3 separate regions of the Homo sapiens genome follow, and all the other regions are linked to region 2. Evidence: chromatin loops called from intact Hi-C (ENCODE). Cell type or tissue: IMR-90. All regions are shown on one strand.

Region 1 (8,000 bases), 650 kb before region 2:
TACTGCTTTTGGTCTGGAAATTTTCAAGGGCAAGAAAGTCTTAACACATATGAAAACATGAACTGGGAGTGATTGAGATACTGTGTTGCCTAGCCCTCTCCTTCTGGTCTAAGTGAGGTCATTTTCTAGGAGGTGAAGTCATTATCTTAGTCATGTATGTTGTTGGCAGCAAGACTAGAACACAAGTCCAACTCTCAGTCCCGGGCTCTGTCTGTCTCATCATGACGTGTCTTTCTGTTCCTGTGGTCTTGATGATAAATAGATAAACTCTGGAGAAAAGACAGTAGCTCTTCCTTCGGGGACCTAGGCAAATTTGAGCTCACTATTACCTCAGAAAAGGGGTTGTTGTTTAAAATCCTGTATAATTTCTAATGCCATGCTCATTAAATAAAATAATACCAAGGCCATTTTTCATCACAAAGGTGGAAACCTCACTATAGCATGCTTGTTTATAATTTTTATTGATAAATGAAATCATCTTGGATGAAATAATATATAGTATACGTTAAAGTGGGTTGGTTGCTTTTCCTAAGTTATACTTTTTATATTTCTGTTTACCATATGCTGTGAAACCAAAGCTATTATTTTTGCCTCATTCTGATAACATAGTCCATATTCTAGGTGGTAGATAAAGAAATATTTCAGCATTTACCTTAAAATTCTTGTTTTTTTAAAGTTGTTTCCTCTCTATCTTCTCTGCCAGATGTGAGTAATACTAACAACTAGTACTTTCTGTAGGATTCACAGTTCTGTCTGCATATTCCATAGGCTGTTTTTAATAGGCAGGACATAACCTACTTTCATTCAGTTTTTCATAAATATAACAAATGTTACATAGTTTACAAGAAGAAATATCAAGGCTAAAGCCTCTTGTTGGCATGATAACTATTGCCAAATCAAATATGGGAAGAGGATAGAATATGAATTCTAATTTCTTAGTTCCAGTAGTTGATTTGGATCAGACGCGATCAGCTCCTGGCAGCAAAGGGCTGAAATCCTTCTGATAATGAGCCTGGTGATTTAGGAGTCAGATTGGGCCCATGAGTGAATATTATAATAGAGGGAGAGAGTGGTACAATGTTGGATGTTTTTCAGAGAGAATTGAAACTAAACTGCTGAGTCTCTTTGGTCATTAAAATTCCCAAGGTGCTTTTTGCAAGATTATGAGTTTTTAGCCAGCATCCTGACCAAATGAGTAATTGCTCTGCCAATCGCTCCTGCAATTTCATTTGTACAAGGTCATTGCATCCACTTCCTGAGCTAAACTGTCACATTAAGGGAGAGTAGCCTCTTTGAGAGAGAGTGATCTCTTTAATTCACAAATTCATTTGCCCCCCTGCTTTGGGAAAAGAGACAGTAGTTGCTTAGCATCTATAAATAGGAGCTATATTTTTTCTGTTTTTCCTTTTTTCTTATAAATCTTTGGTTTTTGGTTTAGACTTCTGTCTAGAAGAAAGCATATTACTGTTGTGAATTTTCCCTACTGATTATATATATATATATATATATATATATATATATATATATATATATATATGTATGTATATGTATATATACACATATATATAATTTAAAATATTAAGAGATGTCTATAAAATCTGTTTATTATTCATTTAACAACTATTTAGTTAGCATTTATGACATATGCAGCAAGATACTAGTCACAGATTAAAAAGCAATGAGCAGAATGTACAAAACTTGTGGTCTCCTGGAGTTTACATTTCTATTGAGGGGAGAAAAAAGGACAAATAACATATAAATAAGTAAACTATTGGTATGATAGAAAATGGTCAGTGCTGTGTTTTGGGGGTTAGAGAGTGTGGGGATAGGGCACATTGTTGCAGTTCGAAATAAGTCACCGAGGGCTGACTGAGAAGGTGACTTTGAGCACAGATCTTGCAGAGATGGCAGAGAAGGCCTTCACAGACAGGGCCAAGGGGAGAGGCAAATGCCCTGGGTCAGAATGTGCCTAGCAAGATTGAGGATCAGCAAGGGGGATTGTGTTCTGGAGGGGGTCATGTAGATGAGTGATGAATTTTATATAGAGATGATTATTTCTGCCGAGTGAGAATACACTGTAGGGGAGCAAGGGAGCAAATGCCGTGATAGTGACTTAGGCCAGAGCAAAGTAGGTAAGTGGTCAGGTTTTGGATTTATTCTGAAATGAGAGCTGTTGGTATTTGCTGGCGGACTGGAAATTGGGAGTTGAGATGGATTGTCAGGCGCCAGCCTGAAGGTGCCACCTGTGGGACTTGGCAGGCATTTTTGTCTTCACATGCAGTTTTTGTCTTGAAAATCTTCAAGCTACTTGTTAATTGCCCTAGCGTGCTAACAGTGGACACATGAATTGATTGTGATGGTGAAAGTATGTAAGAGACACACATTGGTGATGGATTTTATTTTTCATTTTTAATCATGATAAGAAGTCAGTGCATGTGAGTAGATCAATAGAAGAGAAAGAAGCAAACATTGCATTGATTTGGAAGCATATAAATAATGCCTAGTGGAAGACAGGCCCTTTTTTTATTTACAGAGGAAGATGTGCCAGAATAAAGAATTCCATTTAGTGATAAATATAGCTAAGACATACTCAGTGTTTACCATCTACTAGACATGCATGTAAGCTCTTAACACATATTGATACCTTTAATGATCACAGAAGACATTTGAGTGAAATTACTAGCATTAATCCCAATCTAAGAAGAATTTAAGCCACAAGCCAAGGTCATGTGGTTTTCAGCAAGGGCAGTCTGGCTCCATGGCACATGCCTTTAATCGTTACAGTGCCTCTAATAGCCACTTTAATTTGTTAGAACTAAAGCTCTAATTTGGCTAGGTGCTAAGCAGACTTGCTCAATTTACAGTTTCATTTCTTAAATGTAGACAAGTCAACGAGAGTTCTTAAATACCTTGGAGTTTATTCTTACTAACACAACATATTTGTTTTAAGGGAAAGCCTGGACGTTTGGGATGAGGAAAATCCACAGTGGAAGAAAAGGCAGAGTGTGAAAATATGGCTTAGTGAAATTAGGTTTAAATTCTGGTTTATTCACTTTTTAGTTACATGATCTTGACTTCACCACTTAACCCTTCTGAGCACTTAATTCTCTAATTTGTAAAATGTTAACATTAAGAACTAGTTCACAGGGACTTCTGGCAACATGCTTGGTCTGCTTAATAGATTTTAGTTTCTCTGCCCATCTTCTTGGCTAGATAGACTGAAAATGAATGTAGGGGTTTCTGAAAACAAATTGGGTCGAGTGAAAAAAAAAGGTTTGATGCAGGGAGGCCAATAAAACACTCCAATGTAGCTCCACAGGAGAACATTTAAAGCAAGAGGTTTTGTGCACTTATAGTGGTGCTTGTCAGAGTTGAAAGTGCATTTGAATCCTCCCGGATCTTGTTAAAATGCAGATTCTACATCAGTAGGCTTGCGGGTGGGGCCTGAGATTCTGCATTTCTAATAATTTGATGTGATGCTGATCCTGCTGGCCTGTGCACCACACTTTTACTAGCAAGGACATATGAAAATAGATTTATGAAGAAGTACCATGGGAATTTAGAGCGAATAATATCAAGGTTGATACCAGTAAAACAGTTTAACAGAGCTTCTCAGAGATGAAATGAGCTACATCATAGGTATTAATTCCCTGCCTAAGGCTGTATTTGCGTCATTTCTGATCTGTGCTGTTGATATATTGATACACCGGGGGGTTGAGCCAGACTTGAATTTTCTGTTACTCATTGGTAGGGGTTACCCTTAAATAGAAGTGAGTAGAGCATTTAAGCATTATTAGTTACATAGGTTCCTGGGCTATAGGGCACCAAGCACAGATTTTTTCGAGGGAATTCACTCACTGAAAAGATAATCAGATTAAATGACTACTAATGCTCATTTTAACCTTGGGATAGGACGTTAAGTCACACATACTCTAGCCGAGAGGGATAATCTGAGATCTGTATGGTATCTGTCTAACACATATTACTAAGCAGAAATCTCAGAATTCCTTAAAGGTTTTAAGAGGAAATTATTCATTGTATTCATAATCATTCATATCCATTTGATTGCTCTCTAATCACAATATTGCAATTATACATAATTATATATTGTAATTATACATGTTGTTACAATATAATTATAATTATACATATATAATTACAATATAATAATATTATAATTATATAATATACATGTATATTATATACATCTATTCCTTTAGTGTATTGGTAGCAGTATTTTTTTTGTCTGTTTTAGGTCTTGGTGATTTGTGCTCTTACTGTTTCTCAGAATTTTTCAAAATTTAGCCTGTAAGTTACTAAGAAATGTAAATGGATAGGGCATGGTTATTGACACAAATACATTCTTCTTTTCCCCTCAATTTTCATACAGCTGTAGTGTTACTAGAAAAAAGTATCTATTTATGGGAAGTGTTTTTCTCTTCTCCTGTGGAATCTTAAAGGCTTATTTTCAAGTATTTCTAGAGCTGCCACCTGTTAAATTATAGTGATTCTATGCTTTGTAGATATTTTTTAATCATGAAAGAAGATAAGCTAGAAAAATAAAGTACATTCGATGTTGGAAAAATGTTACAGGCTTTTTGAATCCTGTTTGCGTTGAGCTCTTGGACCCTCCTCCCCTGGCCAGCCTTCTGGAGCGCCTGTGAGCACAAAGGAATGGCATGTATTTATACTTGTGTAAATACGATCCTGTATGCTCTCCACTGAGAACATGCAGGCGGCCCTTTTATGGTCAACAAGGGGTTTTCCCTCTCGTCTTTAGGCAGACCACAGGGCTACGTGCTCAAGAGTGTATTTTTGATGCCATCCATCAGAATGCTTTCATAATCTGCCTCCCTTTTATAAAATCTTGGAAATGACTTTGTTATACTTGCCTTTATTCACTAATAGATCATCCAGGAACTTATGAAGACTTTCATGTAAAACGTCAAAGTTCTTTTATTTTATTTTTTTTCTAAGCCACCTCTGTTCCTGTTCAATTTTTACTTTATTAACAGGCTCTTCTTGCAAAATAGACCATATCACCTTATTATTTTGATCACATATCTCAGGACTCTCAGAATTGTTGGTATTCCTTCAACGAATATATGGTATCTTATTTTATCATGTAAGTAACTTCAAATTTTGTCTTTGATGAAGTCTCACGTATTCATATACCAAAAAGAAATCGTTAACCGGCCCAAAAGTTGAAAGAAGGATCATGAGTGGGTAGTGTTTGGAAACAGCATTGAGCAAACACATTATTTGGTATTTTCTTTTGCCTTGGCATTTAAAAAATAGCAAATAATAATAACATTGATTACAATAACATTATTTTAAAACTGATGCATTCTAGAAAATGATAAAGCTAATGATAAACCACCTTGTTTCTCTCAGCACAGTATTCCTGTGAAAGCTGTTTGGATGTCCAGCTCTAAAACAAATGTTCTGTCTAAAATTACAGAATAAAGTTTGTGGAGAGGCAATAACCTTTCATGGTTGTTGACCGTCATCCCGTGCAGTTTCTCATTTGTAAGAGGATATTTCATTTTCAATCATTTTCTATAAATTGCTTAATTGCATGGGAAAAAATGTTAAATAGCATTACTTTTAAACTGTATACGTTATTGAAGAACCCCTTCATTATGTTTCACTTACCTCACAGATCTCTATCTATCCCTTCAGATTTCAGCTCAGTGATCACTGCGTCAGTATGGTCTTCATTATTAATTCACAATTTAGTTTACAAATACTTATTGAACACTAACTATGTGCTAAGCCATTGGTCTTTTGGGTCTTAAGAGTCTCTTACACCTGTGAAGACTGTTGAAGATGCCAAAGAGCTTTTGTTTGCATACATTATATCTATTGATAGTTACCACATTGACGTTAGAGCCAAGAAAGTTCAAACATATTTATTTGTTATTCATTTAGAAATGGCAAGGATAAACACATTAACATATTTATGAAAAAATATTTTCCAAAGTAAAAACAATTAGTGAGGAGTGTGGTATTATTTTATAGTTTTGAAATTTGCTTATGTCTGGCTTACTTGAAGACAACTGAATTGTCATATCTGTCTCTGCATTCAGTGATATCACACAGTAGGTAGCCCCAGACAAACTTGACTGTACACTTATAAGAAAATGGGAGTGAAAAAGGCAAAAAAACACCTCTTATTATTATTCTGAAAATACTTTAGATGTTACAGACCCACAAAAGGATATTCTGGACAGACACCCAGAAATTCCCAGACCACACTTTGAGAACCTTAGACATTGGGTATCGATCAGTGCACAAAAAGGCACAGATCTCTTCCTTTGAGGGCCTCTGTTTATTCTAAGAGTACCAGGCAATTTCCCTTTTTAATAGTTTAATTTTCCCATGGCAAGGTAGTCTCCAGAAATGTCAGGGACTTGTTTTTGAATTTCACGCATTGTTTTACTTTTCTGATCTCCATTATTAAACATTTATTGAGTAAATAGATAAAATCAATTGTCCAGAGTGTTGAATATATATTTCATAACCTATATTTAGGGCATTTACTTTACTATTTAATAATATAGACAAGATTCCAAAATTTTAGAAAAGACTGGCTTAACTCTCTGGATTAAGTACTGTAATTTTTGAACTTTTTCAGGATACTTGGAAATATTTAAGTACCCAGGAAGGAAAGGCTGATCTTGAAATTGGAAAACAATTGATTTGATGTAATAACTAGGTAGATTTCAATATGGTTCTTTGACTTCAAACCAGTAGTTTGATTCTTTAAATATGTATTTTTAGTAATTCACATTGTTGAGCAATTAAACGCTTTCATATGTGACTAATCTACTTGAATTATTGTTGATTGCTTCAGATATTCTGAGGAAATGAGAAAATCAGCTTTTTCCTTTGCATGTCATTCTATGTAGGGAACAGTGCTTCTAGAAACTAGTGTTGCAGAGCAACTGCAATTGTTTACCAATTTCAGTAACTTCCTTTACAGTAAGCTTCTGTTAACTTTATATACTGTAATCCCAAGTAGTTATATTTCCATTTTTATGTTGCATTCTGTCAACGTGAGGCTGGTAGCAGTTTTAGAAGTTTTGTATTATCTGGGTAATATTTAAGGCATAAGGCTTGTAGAGGAATGATCAGAGTTAGAAATCAATTAACACTTCTTAGAAGGGGGTGTTCATTTAATTTCTGCTGAGGACACATTGATGTCAACTTGATTTTGAAAGGCATTTTATGTAACAAGCCACAATTTAAATATAAAACGATAAAACATTTTGTGCATATATTTCATTTGGCTAATAATACAAGTCTGATGTGAATTCCACATTGTCATTTAAGTGAAAAATGTGTTTTCTTACATATAAGATTTGTATAGACTCATCTCTTCAAGCCCACTTTTATGAGCCTAATTTTGTTTTTTAGGTTTATGTGAGAAAATCCAGTAACTGAGAATAAGGCCTTGCTGACTATAGGATTTTATTTCATGTAAGGTTGAAATTGCCTGTTATTTCTTGTTTCTATATCTGACTCATCGAGTTATTTTTCTAGTGAATTCACATTGTTCATGATGTCAGTATTGCAAGTTTATGCACATATTATTGTATAATACAATGTAAGATAATCAGAAAAAGATATAACTTTAAAGCGGTGATCTAGTAACTACAGTAGAGCTTTAGGGTAGAGCTTGGCATACCATTAAGCCTAAAAAACGATATGTAAATTAAATAGCCAAAGTTCTTTAGTTAATTAATAATAGAGGCCCAGCCTTTATTCATCTTAAGGCTGAGAGAGAAGCCATTATATTGTTTGGATGCATTCATGGACAATACTGAATCACAAATTGCAGACCCAAGGAGGGCTGTATTCTGTACTGGTTTTGACCTCTTGTTAATAGGAATTATGATATTTGATGGGATTGTGGTTTTTACTCCAAGTGAATTTGGTTTTAAAATTTAAAATTACTATACCTATTTTAATACTTAGATTATTTTTCTAAGGATTGA
Region 2 (8,000 bases):
TACTATTTCAAGACATGACTATGCAGCTTCCCTTGCTAAAATTACAATAAAATATGCTCCTTACACTTTAATAAGTATATACTGCCCTATAATGGGCATTATATATGTTGTCAACGTTTGTCAATACTTGACAAAGTTGTGGGAAATGCAAGTTTATTCTGAGTCCGTTTCAGAACGTGGCAGAGGAATGAAACAACATTGTTTGAACGTTGGTAATAGCCAGGGTGTTAGGCTGCACCTATTTTATTTCCTTATCCTATATTCTTGTTTAAGATATTATTGAGAATTGTGAGTAGGACATTATACCAGAAAGTTAAAGGCATAACTTCAACTCCAAAGTTTTGTTTTGCTTTGCCTATGTGAATTGGTTTGAGAAATCACTTAATCTTTGTATCCCAGTATCTTCATCTGCAAAATAGAAACTTACACTAAATGACCACTAAGGTCTTCTCTCATCTAACATTCTGATACCAGTGGCCAAGGGGAGGTTCCTAGACATTGGTGGGACCTGGACTCCAGGAGGAGTCCCGCTCTTGACATGTCATGAGAATAAATTCAAGGATGCGTCAGAAAATAGTAAAAGTATGGAGATTTATTGTAAAGTGACACTCAAGAAAGGGGAGTGCAGGAATACTCAAGAGACAGACACACAAAAGGGGGTTTGGAGCTGCTACATTTATGTTTGTTTTTTTTTTTAATCCAAGAAGTGGAAAATTTATGAAGATTCCTGGAAAAAGATACAGATTTCTTGAAACTGTAGTGTCACCCATTTTTCCGCAAAATATGGGTGTTCCCAGAACTGTCATGACACTGGTGGGTATGAGATTTGTATGTTAATGAGCGTATAATGAGGTCCCATGTGAAACCTATGTCAAATCCAGCCCATGTTGGGTCGAGTCCATCTTAGCCAGCTTGGCCCACACTATTTTTCAGGGTTTTATCAGCCCTTAACTTCTGCAGCTATTTCAACAGTTTCCTTTTGCTAGTCATGTGAACCTGTTGCCTGGAATTTTCCATTCTCTTGTGACTACCCGGTATTATTTCTTTATCATTTTCATTACCTTATAAATGGCCTTGGTCTTCCAAGAGACTGTTTTATGTGAAAATTGAGGAGAAAGAAAAATGGTTATGGGAGATAGAGTTTTTCCCTTCTTTTAAACATACCATTAGTCCCAACATTGTTATCTGTAAAACTGGAAGAGAAGAGTAGGCCAGATGACCACAAACACTTATATAAGCCTAGTAAGATATCAGGGATGCAAATATGTACAACTATTCCATATGATGATAAAAGTTATATAGATGCATATAACATTGATAAAGTTATGGGAGGTGATTTAAGGTCAAAAACAGTAAGAGATAGAAACTCCAGTGGAGGGGTCAGCCTATGGACCAAATCCAGTCTGGTGCTTAAATTTCGTAAAGATAGATTTATTGTACTGTTAGGTTGGTGCAAAATAATTGTGGTTTTTGTCATTACTATTAATGGCAAAAACTGCAATTACTTTTGCATCAATCTAATATAACATGTCCATCATTTAAATATTATCTGTGGCTGCCATTCATACTACAACTGTAGAGTTAAGTAATTGCAACAGAGGCTGTCTGTCTCACAAAGATGAAATGCTTACTATTTGGCCTTTTATAGAAAAAAAGTTGGTTGATCCCTGCTGCAAGGTATGAAAAATGTTGCTATGTTTATTTAGGCTTGAAACTAATCAACTCAGCCAGGGTATGTGCATATCGATGAAAGAGAAAAATATATTAAATGTTCTAGATATACTATCATTTCAATATAGCAAATATTTAAAAAAAATTAGGATGGAATTTGATTAAAAAGATATGTTTATCATTAGTTTTTTTAAATGAATTAACTATTATTTTTAGGGTTTATCATGTATTTATAGTCACATACTCAAAAACTGTTTGGAAATGTCACAGTTACTTTATTTGAAATTTAACGTCTATTCAGTGGATGTTATCTAAACATTTGGAGGCTCTCCAAAAACAAACAGAAAAACAAACAAATAAAACACACTTACATTGAGGAAAATGTGGAATCCAAGGCCCTGGATTTCCTCCATATCATTGATATTGATAAGAGTCAGTGTCATGTTTGTAAATCATGACTGTAAATACATCAGCCATGTAAAGCTGATCACTTTACATTGTGATGAACTTTACATGCACCTTACTAGGATTAGACCAGCACTGTATGATTGCATAATCATGTGTTATTCATTCTGAAGTGGCAAGCAGAATATTTAAAATGCAAGTACAGAAACATGTTAAATAAATGGAGAAGAGAACATTAATTTTTAGGAGGTTTCTTCTCAGTTGAATGCCTTCCACCCACCACCCTAAATAACAAAGAATAAAGGGATAGAGTTTTATCTTGCTAGAAACTTCCTAAACAGATAGATAATGTTTACTAAGTATTCTTAGTTATAGTTTAGGTTAATAGTTCATCTAGTTTAGGTTAATATTTCATCTCCTGATATGGTAGGAAGATTTCTATGATTTAACAGAAGGGCTCATCACTGAGTAACAGTTACAACACAGTTTAATTGACATGAAATTAGAGAACATTATTTGAAGCACGAAGAAGGGCAAGTATATCCATCTTTTTTCTACCAATGTTCAGTTATTACAGAATCTCCTGGGCTATCCAGTTACTGCCCAAATTACCTGTTACCATGATAAATTACATTTCAATACAAGATGACCACAAGAATATGGTGAGGAACTGGTGCAAAGAGAGAAGAATGGTGAAAGAAGAATTCAAAGTGAAGGAGAATGGTTAGATTGGTGGGAGGACATGGAGTTAGAACAACAGAAGAATTAAGGAAAGAAAGTAATTACAGTTTGTGTGTGATGATGGTACCTCACTTTGGTATTCAATTACCACCTGGCGTCTGCTATGCAAAGAGTTGTTTAATCAGCTATAACTGTTTATGCTTTGGTATTGACTCAAGTCACATATGCTTTTTATCTGCTGCTAAATATTGAAATTACTTTTGTAACTGTAGATATCCTCAAATCTGATCTCCAATTGCTGTTGAAATTTGGTCAACATAATTTCCATGATGGTGAACACTTACTACTCCATTTTCCTATTAGGTCTTGTTTTCTCCTTTACTCATAATTGTCAACTCACCTGGTGACTGGTGCCCTGAATTTCATGTCCTTTTGATCTTGAATCTGCCACCTGTCTAGTTTTGATTCTACCCAGCTGCTCATATTCAGGCACACTGCCTTCCATGTTTTCCTTTTGCTGCCATCTACTGGAAAACCAATTACTTTATCTCAGACCCTCACTGACAACTTGCTTGAAACTATTTTGTTCCCCATACTTAATGCATTGCGTCAGCTAGAGCTGGGTTAGTTTTCCCGGAAGCCAGCATACCCAAGCTGGTAGATCTGCTCCCATATCTAAGCTGTCTAATGATGCTGCAAGTAGCTAGGGACAAAAATACTAGAAGGCTTGAAATGAAATGGCCATAAAAATGAGACGGTAAAATAGTTTTTTTCTTTCTGTCAATTTTACTGAACATGTTTTTTTTTTTTTAATGTACACATTTTGCCACATTCCCAGGGACCTGCTATCTGGTTACAGAATGCTTACTAACATTAGGCTCTTATTAGCGAGGAGGTCGGTTTCCATGTAGAGTTTATATAAAAGAAGCAAGTTAACATTGGCATTGGAGATAGACAGACTTAACATTTAACTCTAACATCAACATTAATAAGCAGTATTAATGAGGAATAATTAGGTATTTCTAAGTCTCAGTTTCTTATCTTTAAAGTTGTGGTTATATTACTGTCTAATAAAATTTGTGATAGAATATTTAGGTCAAATTATGTTAAAGCAAAATGAAACCATCCCCTTCATCTTTTTCTAGACATAGTTCTGGTCTATGACATCATCCCTGTATTTATCTCTCTTTCCAGCTTAGGCAAATTCTTTGTCTATAGGGAATGATGATTCATGTATGTCATGGCCTAACTGGACACAAGCCAAAGGAAAAAACAGAATCTACAAGTAAAATGGAAAAGGCTCTCAGGTTCTTTAGTACAGACAGAATAATCATGTCATTTTTTTAAACCATTAATATGCAATTTACGAGAACTTGCATTTCAGTGATTTATACTATACCTCCAGGTTTTGATTTTAAGCTTTAAAAAGCCATGTTTAAATCATCAGAAGAGACATAGCTGATCAAGTTGAAAGAAGCCAGTTTCTAAGAAAAGCTCATTAATGGACTCTAAACCTAGTGACATTTGTCAGCAATGTTGTTCTTTCTATTCCTTTGGCAAACACAGTGCTAAAAGTGCTTGATGATAATTATAGAATACAGCTCTAATTGAAAAAGAAATGCTTGAATATTTGAATGGTTACTGGTACTCTTATCCTATCTATGCCTCCATGAAAAATCCTGTTGAACATTTGCCAACTTGAATCAGGACCCACTTCATGTGGAGTAGATTAATTTACCCTTACAATCCCCATGCATTAATAAACTTGGTCAACAAAAATGGCAAGGTGGCAACTGTAATGATTTAGGCTCAGAATTTCTTGGATATTGTTTTTTGTCAATGTAAATAACTAGAATAAAGTTTAAATGCTGCAAATTAAGAAAATTCTTTTCATGATAAGGTTAATGCTCACCTTGAAATCTGATATTTTCAAAACATATCTGCACAATTATCTTATAATTATTCAAGTACATTATGAGGATATTTCATATCCTTCCAGTGAGAACAAGAGTTGAGAGAATTTATTGCAATGCGGTAAAGAAAGTGAAAAAATATTGATTTCTGAGTCTTTCAAATGCTTTTATCTTCACATCCCTTTATATTATTTAATCTCAGTGTCTCAGTCTGTTTGAGCTGCCATAACAAAATACCAGAGATTGGGTGGCTTAAGTGGCCGATATTTATTTCTCACAGTTCTGAGGCTGGAAGTCCAAGAACAAGGTGCCAGCTGTCTCAGGTCCTGGTGAGTGCTCTCTCTCTCTGACTTGCAGATGGTGGCCCTTCTTGCTATGTCTTCACAGGGCAGGGAGAAAGACAAAGGGAGCTCTCTAGTGTCTCTTATAAGAACAAGCACATTAGGCCAGGCATGGTGGCTCACGCCTGTAATCCTAGCACTTTGGGAGGGTGAAGTGGGCGGATCACCTGAGGTTGGGAGTTCGAGACCAGCCTGACCAACATGGAGAAACCCCAGCTCTACGAAAAATACAAAATTAGCTGAGTGTGGTGGCGCATGCCTGTAATCCTAGCTACCCGGGAGGCTGAGGCAGGAGAGTCGCTTGAACCCAGGAGGCAGAGGTTGCAGTGAGCCAAGATCGAGTCACTGCACCCCAGCCTGAGCAACAAGAGTGAAACTCCATCTCAAAAAGAAAAAAAAAAAAAAAGAACAAGCACATTAATTCTATTGGAGCGGAGCAGGGCTGCACCCTTAGGACTTTGTGTAACTTTAATCACCTCTTAAAGGTCCTGTCTCCAAAGATAGTAATATTTGGGGTTAGGGCTTTCACACAGAGTGGGATACCTTGACCATAACACAAAACTCAGAGAAAAACATTGTGCCAGTAACAAATGACTTTTTTCTAAAATGTTAGAAATTTGTTTCCTGGAAAAATAAAATAAAATGTAAGGAAATAACTAAAAATCAATATGTTAAAAATTATATGAGGAAATTTATGTGCTTTGATATATCCACATTATCAAGCAGTGTTTTCAATGCTTTTTATATCATTTTAGGAGAAAGAGAACACTCAAAATATACGTAAGGATAATCTAAGAATATTTAAATTAAGACATTTGAAATTAAGCCGGTAGCAACTAAGAAGTAGGGAGGCAGACATAGATTGTCATAATTTCAAGATATCAACAGATATGAATAGAAGGCTTATTTGAAATTAACAGAACTTAAATTTCTTTATTATTAGCACAGAAATTTCACATATGTTATCTAATTTCATCCCACAACATTTCTCTGAAAATAAAACATTTCAAGTAGAAGTATTATTTCCTACTCTCTTGAGGAAAGTATAGTCTAAAATGATCATGAATTTGTTAAAGTTCCATTAATATGTGGAAACTTGTCAAATCATTCGGGTAACTATTTAAGTAAGGCTTCTAACTGTAAACACTATCAACTTTTGTGCTGCATTTTGTTAAGAACATTAAGATTATTAGTGGGAAAAACCAGCTAAGTAAATTTCAATCAAATTAAGGATATTCACTCAGCTAGCTACCGAATTATTCTTAAACTGTTAATTTTATCCTGTGTGTTGTCACTAAGACCTCTTCTCCTCTCCTTACTTTTTTTGTTCTTACTCTAATTCCTCTGATTGTTAACTGAAAAGAACATTTTCCTCCTCAAAGGGAAATAGAGAAAATCTGTAAGCTATTTTATTTGCTTTTAGTCATAAATTACTCGTGTGTGTGACTTACTATCAATGATCTTTCTTTAAGGAATGCTGTGCATCTGAAGTACTGCTATAGTTCCCTGGAATTACTCCATAAATGACTCTTTCTGGTGCTTACAACCTCTTATCTCCACAGCACTCATCACTCAGTGCCAGGGCAGTGGATTTGCACCAATATGATTTGCAACTATGAACAGAACCCTCTTTGTTTCTGTTTAAATAATTACATCAATCTTGTCCTGCCTGTGCATTGGAATGAGTTTTAACATAAAGATGGAGAGATTCTACATGCAATTTGAAAATAATGCTGGCAAATAGCTTTGTGACTTATTGTTTAAACCAAGCACACATTTGTTTAAGATATTTAATTAAGCCAAAGAATAGCCATGTTGTAGAATTAGGGGAAAAAAAGGCAAAATATATTTGTACACATTCAAAAGTCTGAAACATAACATTTTATAAATATGTATTCCTTTAACTTGGTTTCACCATTAAATGAATCTTCTTTTAGGAACACAATGCTTGTCTTGGCTCCATTAAAATTCATTCCTAGAGTACGAGTAAAGGAGTTTTTCCCACTATAAGTCGCAGGCTTCTTCCAGCTTAACCTAATAAAAATAATAACTTATTTCTGTTGTAAAGAGCCACTGCCCATAGTTGTGGTCAGAGATTTGAGGATGGGAGGTTGTTAACAAAAGTACAGAAGATCCTTAGGTATTCTCAGTTACAAGTACAAGAGAAATGAACCAATGAATTTATGTGGAGAGGGTTCCATAAGGCTACTCCTATTAAGCAATTGAGCATAAGAAATTAGTAGACAGCATTAAATTATGCCACAAACTTTTTCTTAAAGCAAAAGCGCTATGATAAAGAGGAGACATGTTGTATAATGAAAGGTTAAAACCAAAGCAAGTGCATAAAATCTAAATTTTTTCATCTTTCCTAATAAAGTTAACAATTTTTTCTTAGTGTTAAAATATACTGTGGTAAGAAATAAATGATGGAGAGTTGGGACTAGAGCAGGAAGAAAGCTGACCTAACTTGGACAATGGCCGAATAGGAACAGCTCCGGTATACAGCTCCCAGCGTGAGTGACGCAGAAGACGGGTGATTTCTGCATTTCCATCTGAGGTACCGGGTTCATCTCACTAGGGAGTGCCAGAGAGTGGGCGCAGGTCAGTGGGTGCACGCACCGTGCGCGAGCCGAAGCAGGGCGAGGCACTGCCTCACTTGGGAAGTGCAAGGGTCAGGGAGTTCCCTTTCCGAGTCAAAGAAAGGGGTGACGGACGCACCTGGAAAATCAGGTCACTCCCACCCGAATATTGCGCTTTTCGGACTGGCTTAAAAAACGGCGCATCACGAGATTATATCCCGCACCTGGCTCGGAGGGTTCTACGCCCACGGAGTCTCGCTGATTCCTAGCACAGCAGTCTGAGATCAAACTGCAAGGCGGCAGCGAGGCTGGGGGAGGGGCGCCGGCCATTGCCCAGGCTTGCTTAGGTAAAAAAAGCAGCCTGGAAGCTCGAACTGGGTGGAGCCCACCACAGCTCAAGGAGGCCTGCC
Region 3 (8,000 bases), 750 kb before region 2:
GCTACTTTTGAAAAGGCATGTACTTATTTACCGAAGGTGACATGGCCTTGCTACAGAGCCCTAAGGGTCTATGTTACAATTTTTCTCATTGGGATTTTCCATAAACTCATCATAGCGTATTTCACTACTGGTACATTAAACATCATTACAGAGATTTTTAGAGACTATAGGGTTGCTACAGAGCCCTTTTCTGCTTGGGTCCTATTCAAAGGTGGAAGACTCTTGTGTTACCTGGTATAAAAGTCAGAGCAGTATTCCTAGATGTGGCACATGGTGCTTTCTTAGCACAAACGGGCCTACCTAGTATTGTCCTTCCTTCTTTGTAATAGGAAATACAGAATGCAATAATTTATCTTTTAATGTGGAGAGTAAAGGATCGCTCGACCCCTAAATGTTTTACTGATGTGATGGATCCCTGAATCACTGTGAGTTTACCACTATTTGTAACACATGGATCTTACCAAGGCCTCTAATCACCTAGGCACTTCTTGCTCATCCAGTCCAATCAAGATAATGGCATCAATATAGTGGGTCTGTATGATGTGTGGAATATCCAGAGGATCTAGATCACTTTATACTGTAACAGTGCAAAACAGTTATCATAGTCTTGGGACAAAACTATACCTGTCTATTCCAAATAAATGCAAAGTGTTTATGATCCTCTTTTCTGATAAGAATAGAGCCTGTAATCCCAGCTCTTTGGGAGGCTGAGATGGGCAGATCACGAGGTCAGGAGATGGAGACCATCCTAGCTAACACGGTGAAATCCCATCTCTACCAAAAATACAAAAAATTAGCCGGGCGTGTTAGCGGGTGCCTGTAGTCCCAGCTACTCGGGAGGCTAAGGCAGGAGAATGGCGTGAACCCGGAAGGCGGAGCTTGCAGTGAGCCGAGATCGCGCCACTGCACTCCAGCCTGGGCAACAGAGCGAGAATCCGTCTCAAAAACATAAACAAATAAATAAAAGAACAGAGGAGAACATATTCATCAACTCAATGGCCATATACCATACACCTGCTATGCTACTTTAGCACCAATAAGCACATCTGGCCTAGCAGCTGCAACTGGGACTACTACTTGGTTGGCTTTGTAGTAGTCCACTGTCATCCTCCAGCCAGGCAGCACATGATCCAGCTCTGAAATCACATTTTAGCGTCTGCTTGTTTGAACACTCCTTGGCACTAACTGCTGCAATCTGGCTTCCATGTGAATCAGCCTCTGAGAAGAAGATTAGATTGCCAGACGTTTGTTAAGAATTGCTCTTAGGATTTCACAACTGTAGAAGAGTTATAAAAGAAACAGAATTTCAGAGAAGGAAAATGCTGTCCCAATAAAAGCTTCTGTGGATTCCATGGAGAGATATGGAGCTGGGATGACCTTCTGAAGTCGTCCTGAGTTGAGGAGAAGGGACTTGGTCTTTACATCCCTATGTTGGATGCAGGCTAACCCTGGAAGTAAGTGTAATCTTGAGTGAGCCAATTTTCTTCAGCTGAGACAGTTCCCATAGAGGGCTGACAGTTGAGAATCATCTTCCAGTAGCATTTCCAGCATCTGAGACAATAAGTCCTTCATGTATTAAGGGAGATACGGGCTTCTCATAGCTCAAAGCACCCACCACTATCAGATGACTGTATGTGGGGGACAGTTCTGGCCTTTTTATGTTGTTCCATTGTTCAACTTGTCTATTCTTGCACAAATATCAAATTGTTTTAATTACTATAGCCTTAGAATTGGTCTTGATATTTGATAGGGTCTAGGATTGTTTTCCTCCCTTAATATTGTATTGCCAATATTGGTCTTCTCTAATAAGTTTATCAATTTTGATTTTTAAAAAAATCTGCTGGGATTTTGGTTATGATTGCATTGAATCTACACATTGTCTGGAGAAAATTGACATCTTTATATTATGCCTCCCAATATCATACCTTCCAATAATCATGAATCATCTCTGCATTTATTTAGTCTTCTTTAAACTTAATGAGAATTTTAACTCCTAGTATAAAGATTTTGAACATATTTTGATATATTTTTTCCTTGATATTTGATGTTTGTTGATGTTAATGTAATGATATCAATTTTTCATTTCACTTTTTTGTTGTTTTGTTACTGGAATGAAATGTTTGTGAATTGAACATATACCCAATAACTTTGCTAAATTTACTTATTAATTCTGATTATTTGCAAGTTGTTTACATTTTCTAGGCACATGATCATTAGGCCTGTGAATAATGATGGTTTTATTTCTTTTTTTCTAATTATGTCTTTTTTCTTGCCTTATTTTACTGGCTAGATTTGCAATACAATATTGAATGCAATATTAATAGTGAACATCTTTTTCTAATTCCTAATTTCAAGAGATCATTTTTCAATATTTCCCCATTGTATAAGATTTCTGCACTAGGTTTTTTATAGATATTCTTATAGATTATGTGTAGGTTAATATGTTTCCCCTATTCCTAGTATTTTTGGAGTTTTATCATAGATAAATGTTGAATTTTGTCAAATGATTTTTCTAAATACATCAAAATAATCATGCACTTTTCTCCCCTTTCTTCTTTTTTCTTTGGTATGATCAATTTTACTGATTGATTTTTCAATGCTAAACTAAATTTGAATACGGGAAAAATCCCATCTGATATTTTATATATGTAGACAAACGCTAAACTTTAAATGCTCATATTTTATTAAGGATTTTATTAAAGATATTTGCGTCTATGCTCATGATTGGTCAGTAATTTACCTTTCTTGTAATTTCTTTTTTAGGTTTTGGAGTTAAGATTTGGGTGCTAATCTCATAAAAAGAACTAGAGACTATTCACTGTTTTCAACTTCCTGAAAGAATTGATGTCTGATTTATGTTATTTCTTATTTGCATTTATTCTTTTTATGTTTGCAAAGATGCATCAATGATTCTATCTGAGTCTAGGATTTTCATAATTGTGAGAAGGTTTTTAAATAATGTGTTCAATTGTTAGACTATTAAAGAATGACATTTAATCCCTAAATATTTGAGTGTGTGCTTTTTACCAAGTGTTGTATTGAATGAATGTTATGTATCATTGTGATAGAGGTCGATGAGGGTATTAGTCCGTTCTCACACTGCTATGAAGAATACCTGAGACTGGGTGATTATACACAAAAGTTTAATTGACTCACAGTTCTTTATGGCTGGAGAGGCCACAGAAAACTTACAATCATTGTTTAAGGTGAATGGAGAAGCAAGGCACATCTTAACATGGCAGCAGGAAAGAGAGAAGAGCACAGGGGAAACCATCCCCATGATCCAATCACCTCCCACCAGTTTCCTCCCTCAACACATGGGGATTACAATTTGGATTACAATTGTTGATGAGATTTGGGTGGGGACACAGCCAAACTATACCAATGATACATGGTGATCCTATGTTGAAGATACAGAGGTGAGAGGTAAGCACGTACCTGCACTTGTGAAATGTATATTCTGGGGAGAGGAGGGCAGACTTGTCAACAAAACAGTAATAAATACAAAATTTCAATTTTGGTGAATTCCAAGCAAAAGTTCATGGTGTCATGAAAGTTAAAAATTGAATGATTTTATCTCATTTAGACATATCAGGAACAACTTCCAGGAGCAAATGACATTTGTAAATAATTAAATGTTCCCCCTTATCTTTACTTAACACATTTTTGTTATTTCTTTCATTGTAAAAGAATATTTTCTTAATATAGCTGTTCTTCTGAAAAGCTACTCTTCTAACTTGGGTTGTACATTCAATCACGCCTCTATTAGAGTCTCAAATGTCCATATTAGGAGGAAAGCTGGATTCTTTCTGCGCTTTCACCTCTCCCTACTCAAATGGGACAGCTTGATTTCTCACTATTCTCTACTGCCATTGCTTCTCCCTACCACATGGTGTCCCTGTTGACAACTGGTCCTCCACAGTCAGCTAGGTGATTGACTCCATGAATCTCCAAAGCATTCTAGTCTCAGAATTAAAATGAAACAAGGATCTCAACTTCTGGGATTCACATAATCCAGCTACCTGTGCTCATCTCTCTCAGCTATATTCAGCCATCTCTCAGTCTCTGAGAGTACTGTTTCAAAATTTTCACAGCAATTGTCTTTGTAGCTCTGGAGTGGTACCTGGATGCCTAGAGGTATAACTTCACTTTATAACTCTAAAAACTCAAAAAGCCCTATATACCCCTCCTGTCAAATTCACCCTCCTACCCTCCTAAAGATTGTTTGACTAAATGTCCTGAGCCTATACCATCTAAAACCTCGAAGATGCTTGTATAGCTCCTTTCCTACACCAAGGACGCTATTATGTTCAGAAAAAGAGAGGGACCTATTTTCAGATCTCAAGGGAGATTTATCCTCCTAAGAATTACTGAAATAAGGTTCTAGCACTTCCATCATTAGGTCAAAGAAAGGAAAAAACAAAAACAAGTTTAATATATGGTATGCGTGTTATATATACACACACACACACACACACGTTGTTTAATTAAACTTCCTTTTGTTCTAGGTAACAGTAGTGTGGAGAAAATATACTGATTATTTATAATCTTATGAAAATACTTCAGTTATTTAACAAAAACCATCAGACCGCTCCGTGGGCTTTTCTTCTCTGCTATAAACAACAAGGTTCTTTAAACCTTTCCTAAGGTCACTATTTTCTAAACATTATTCATTTTTCTCATTCTTCCCTGATTTTTTCTGGTTTGTCCACATCTTTTAAAAAGCACAGTGACCAAAAGTAGCCACAATATCCTAACAAATAGCTCATGAATGCATAATATGGCAGAGAGATTACTTCCAAATGCTTCATGAATTATTCCTTTTAATAAATTCCAGAATCCTAGTTGCTTGGGGTCAGCATCAACACCCAAGGATTTTCTTTTCCGTGTTTGCCTAGTCAGTCCTTTCCATTTATTTATTCCTTTAGTAAATTTTAATCCTGTTTTAAAAACCAGTATTTTTGCTAATGTCACCTTCATTCTAATTTTCGTATGTCAGAATAATGGAAAGATTTCTAAATATTACATTCTTCCGCATCTCAAAGTCTATATATGCTAGATTGATTATTCAGTAGTTTCAAATTATTGAGTTTTAAAATATTATAGTACTTTGTATTTTCCCTTCCAAATTATAACATTTACAAAGAAAAGCACGATTAAGACAATAATTCACAATTGCCTTCTGATTTGGGGCAAATTAAATTGCATTTACTCCTACTTTAGCAATAATGCAGCAATGTCGTACAAAACAAAGACCCAGTTCTGTTACAATTGAGCACTTTTTTCAACAAAGTGCTATCACTACAGAGAATTTTTTCTTGTAATTTAATTTAAATAATGTATTTATTTTTGTACAGATGGAGTCCCGCTGTGTTGCCCAGGCTGGTCTCGAACTCTTGTTCTCAAGCGATCTTTCTGTCTCAGCCTCCTAAAGTGCTGGGATTACAGGACTGAGCCACTGCACCTGGCCTCTTTTAGTTTTATGTACCAAGACAGCTATGTGCTTGGAAGAAATAGGTTAATCAAATCATTTCTGCATGTTCTTTATAGCATCATTATTTTATGTTAAGGTCATGGATGTAAATTCCACACCATATCACCCCATTCAGAAAATATTAATAGCAAAATGTATTGGATTGTTCTATAATTCATTGAATGAAATACCTTCTAATCCCTAGATCTTGAAATGACTTTAGAAATAATCAAATAAGACCCCACAATGAGAAATATGAGGTTCAGGCAGTTTTTAAGAGATTCGCCCAAAATCAATTAGTTAGTAATCAAAAAGTGGATTGAAAACTAGTTATTCAGATGCAAAATCTTAAGTTATTTCTTCTACACAACATCATCTCCAGAATTTTCCATTTCAAAAACTTTTAATAAAATGTAGAGTTAAATATGAAAATATATAGAAGTTTTAAATCTATGAACTTAAGCACCAATGAGATGTAGCTTTATAGCAGAAATATGTTTTATTAGTATTGAATAGTTTGTTGTAAATACTATTTGTAATGAGACCCAAATGAATTTTGATATGCATAATCAAATAATGTAATAAACAAGCATTGTCAATGACTGCTTTGTAATTGTGCTGTTTTTTCAACTTTGTCATTCAGTTCCCAATCTATCCTTTTATATAGTGTGCTCTGTAAAGCTGGAACCACAACTCTGCAAATTACACTTCAAGGACTTCTTTACCAGTGGCATCACTTTAAGTTCCACCAATAGGAGGAACTAGAGGGCGATTAGGAGATAGGAGGAGAGGGGAAGGGACTTTTTTACTCCTGTTTGCTTGTAGTGCCTGTCAGCAGCACCCCAGCAGTGACAGTTGATTTCAGCATTCAGCCTTTTCCGCTTCACTTTTCCTGCTCAGAGGTATCAGCTGCAGCCAGGCAGTGCCCACTACTCAGAGGTCTGCTACTGGGTTCTGGTTACTCTATTATCTTCCCTTTCTTTCCCAGTCCTGGGGGTGAGAGCTACTTCCTGCTCTTACTTCATGTGGTTTGCTTCAGTGCTTCCCTTTGCTCCCAAACCCTCCAACAACTGGTTAACAAATTTCCTATATTAAATCTCTCCATATTTAAAAACTTTTGATCTCCAACAGAGTACCCAAATCAAGAGGAAGCCTTGACATTTTGTTTCTCTTTATTAATCAGAATGTTGTACTATTAAATTCAGAATTCTCTACTATTTGAGAGAAGGGGAGAAAAAATTGATAGACTTAATTTCTAAGTATCTACCTTCTCTGGAATAAAGTCCTCTACAGATAATCAGTCATGTGAAATAACATATCTTCCACCAAAAGTAGATTCTAAAGTCACGTGCAAAACCAAAATAGGGTCCAGTGAAATTATCCTTGAAAATCCCTTAACAGTTCATTAATACAGTACATGTAGTTTTGAGTAAAATACTACGTTTAAAATATTTGACTAAAATATGCATAAAATGAACATTGTATTTTACTAGTACCTATGCAAAATATAATTTAAATAATTCTATTTAAATTCTCAGTTTTTGAACATTTGTCAAAATCTTACAGTTCAAATTTAGAAGTGGATTTATACAATCTACTGGATCACTGAATTATGCAACTAAGTCAGGTATTTGTAGAGTTGTGAGAAAATGTAGAAATTAAAATGTTATTTGTTCCCTAGGATATAGTTTTGGAATCCAAGAAACATAATGTTAGCTAGCCAAGTTTTAGTTGTCTAGAAATATAAGACCTTTAAAAAATGGTGATATAAGCATATAAGTACCGTGTTAATTAGAAATGATTTAATGTACTTCTACACATCTATTTTATAAGGATTCCTAGGAGGATTTAATAACTAGAGTGAATTTGAACATAAAATAAATGTTTATAATTGTCTATTAATTTTCAAATGGATATGATATTACTCTGGAAATACTTGTAAAAATACTCTTGTTTTTAAAAACTGTTGCTATTAACTTTTACAAAAGATAGTTTTCATCATATAGATGCAACATATCATAAAGATACAGAAAAAGACTTCGTTTTTTTAAATGCAAGGTTTTACAGGAATTTTTCTATATAGTCTTAAGTTAATCTTTTTTGTAGTTAATTTTTATCTAGATAAATTCTTGTGATTCCTGCAAATGCTATGTTATTAATAATTTGTTTTATGGACAATTTTATTTTCACTCAGAATTTACATCACTATCATTTTGGCTTTTCATATGTTTATTCAACTATGTTATTCTCTATGCATTTATTCTATGATTTTAGAAAAACTGTTTTCCTGAACCAGCAGTATAAACAACTATGGCAAATGATTTACTTAATTATACAAGATAACTAACAAAATTAAAAATATGTAAATTATAATCCAGCTATTACCCTCACCATAAACTGTGTGATAGTAAAGTGGATATTGAAAAAATTATTTTCAACACCTGTGACAAGGGAAAAAGTTTTTAAAAAGAAAAAAATTAAAGGATAATTCAGACCAAAAATTACTTCCTCATAAATATTAAAAATA

What was found. Peaks named below come from ENCODE experiments on the same cell type or tissue, not always from the same donor. Only the 100,000 strongest peaks of a DNase experiment are listed, where the experiment ranks them.
Region 1: a loop joins it to region 2, with 22 times the contacts of the local background. A loop is called at or near these places in 2 of 110 quality-filtered maps.
Region 3: it touches region 2 in a loop (2.7-fold over the local background); 2 of 110 quality-filtered maps call a loop at or near these places.

What each region holds. Positions count from the first base shown.
Region 1 is chr4:156,938,880-156,946,879 of GRCh38, reverse strand. The region is part of intron 1 of PDGFC (platelet derived growth factor C); the gene reads left to right. Among named protein-coding and RNA genes, the nearest start is that of PDGFC, 29 kb to the left of the region's middle. In IMR-90, no CTCF peak of the experiment used is centred here; DNase peaks (open chromatin) are centred at 189 and 4,719; H3K27ac peaks cover 2,041 bases.
Region 2 is chr4:156,290,085-156,298,084 of GRCh38, reverse strand. No RefSeq gene overlaps it. Among named protein-coding and RNA genes, the nearest start is that of CTSO, 340 kb to the right of the region's middle. RefSeq lists an enhancer at 7,795-8,000. In IMR-90, a CTCF peak has its summit at 3,278 (motif pointing left); DNase peaks (open chromatin) are centred at 3,354, 3,984 and 6,534; H3K27ac peaks cover 149 bases.
Region 3 is chr4:157,041,613-157,049,612 of GRCh38, reverse strand. No RefSeq gene overlaps it. Among named protein-coding and RNA genes, the nearest start is that of GLRB, 31 kb to the left of the region's middle. In IMR-90, CTCF peaks have their summits at 3,895 and 6,242; DNase peaks (open chromatin) are centred at 1,182 and 3,902; H3K27ac peaks cover 175 bases.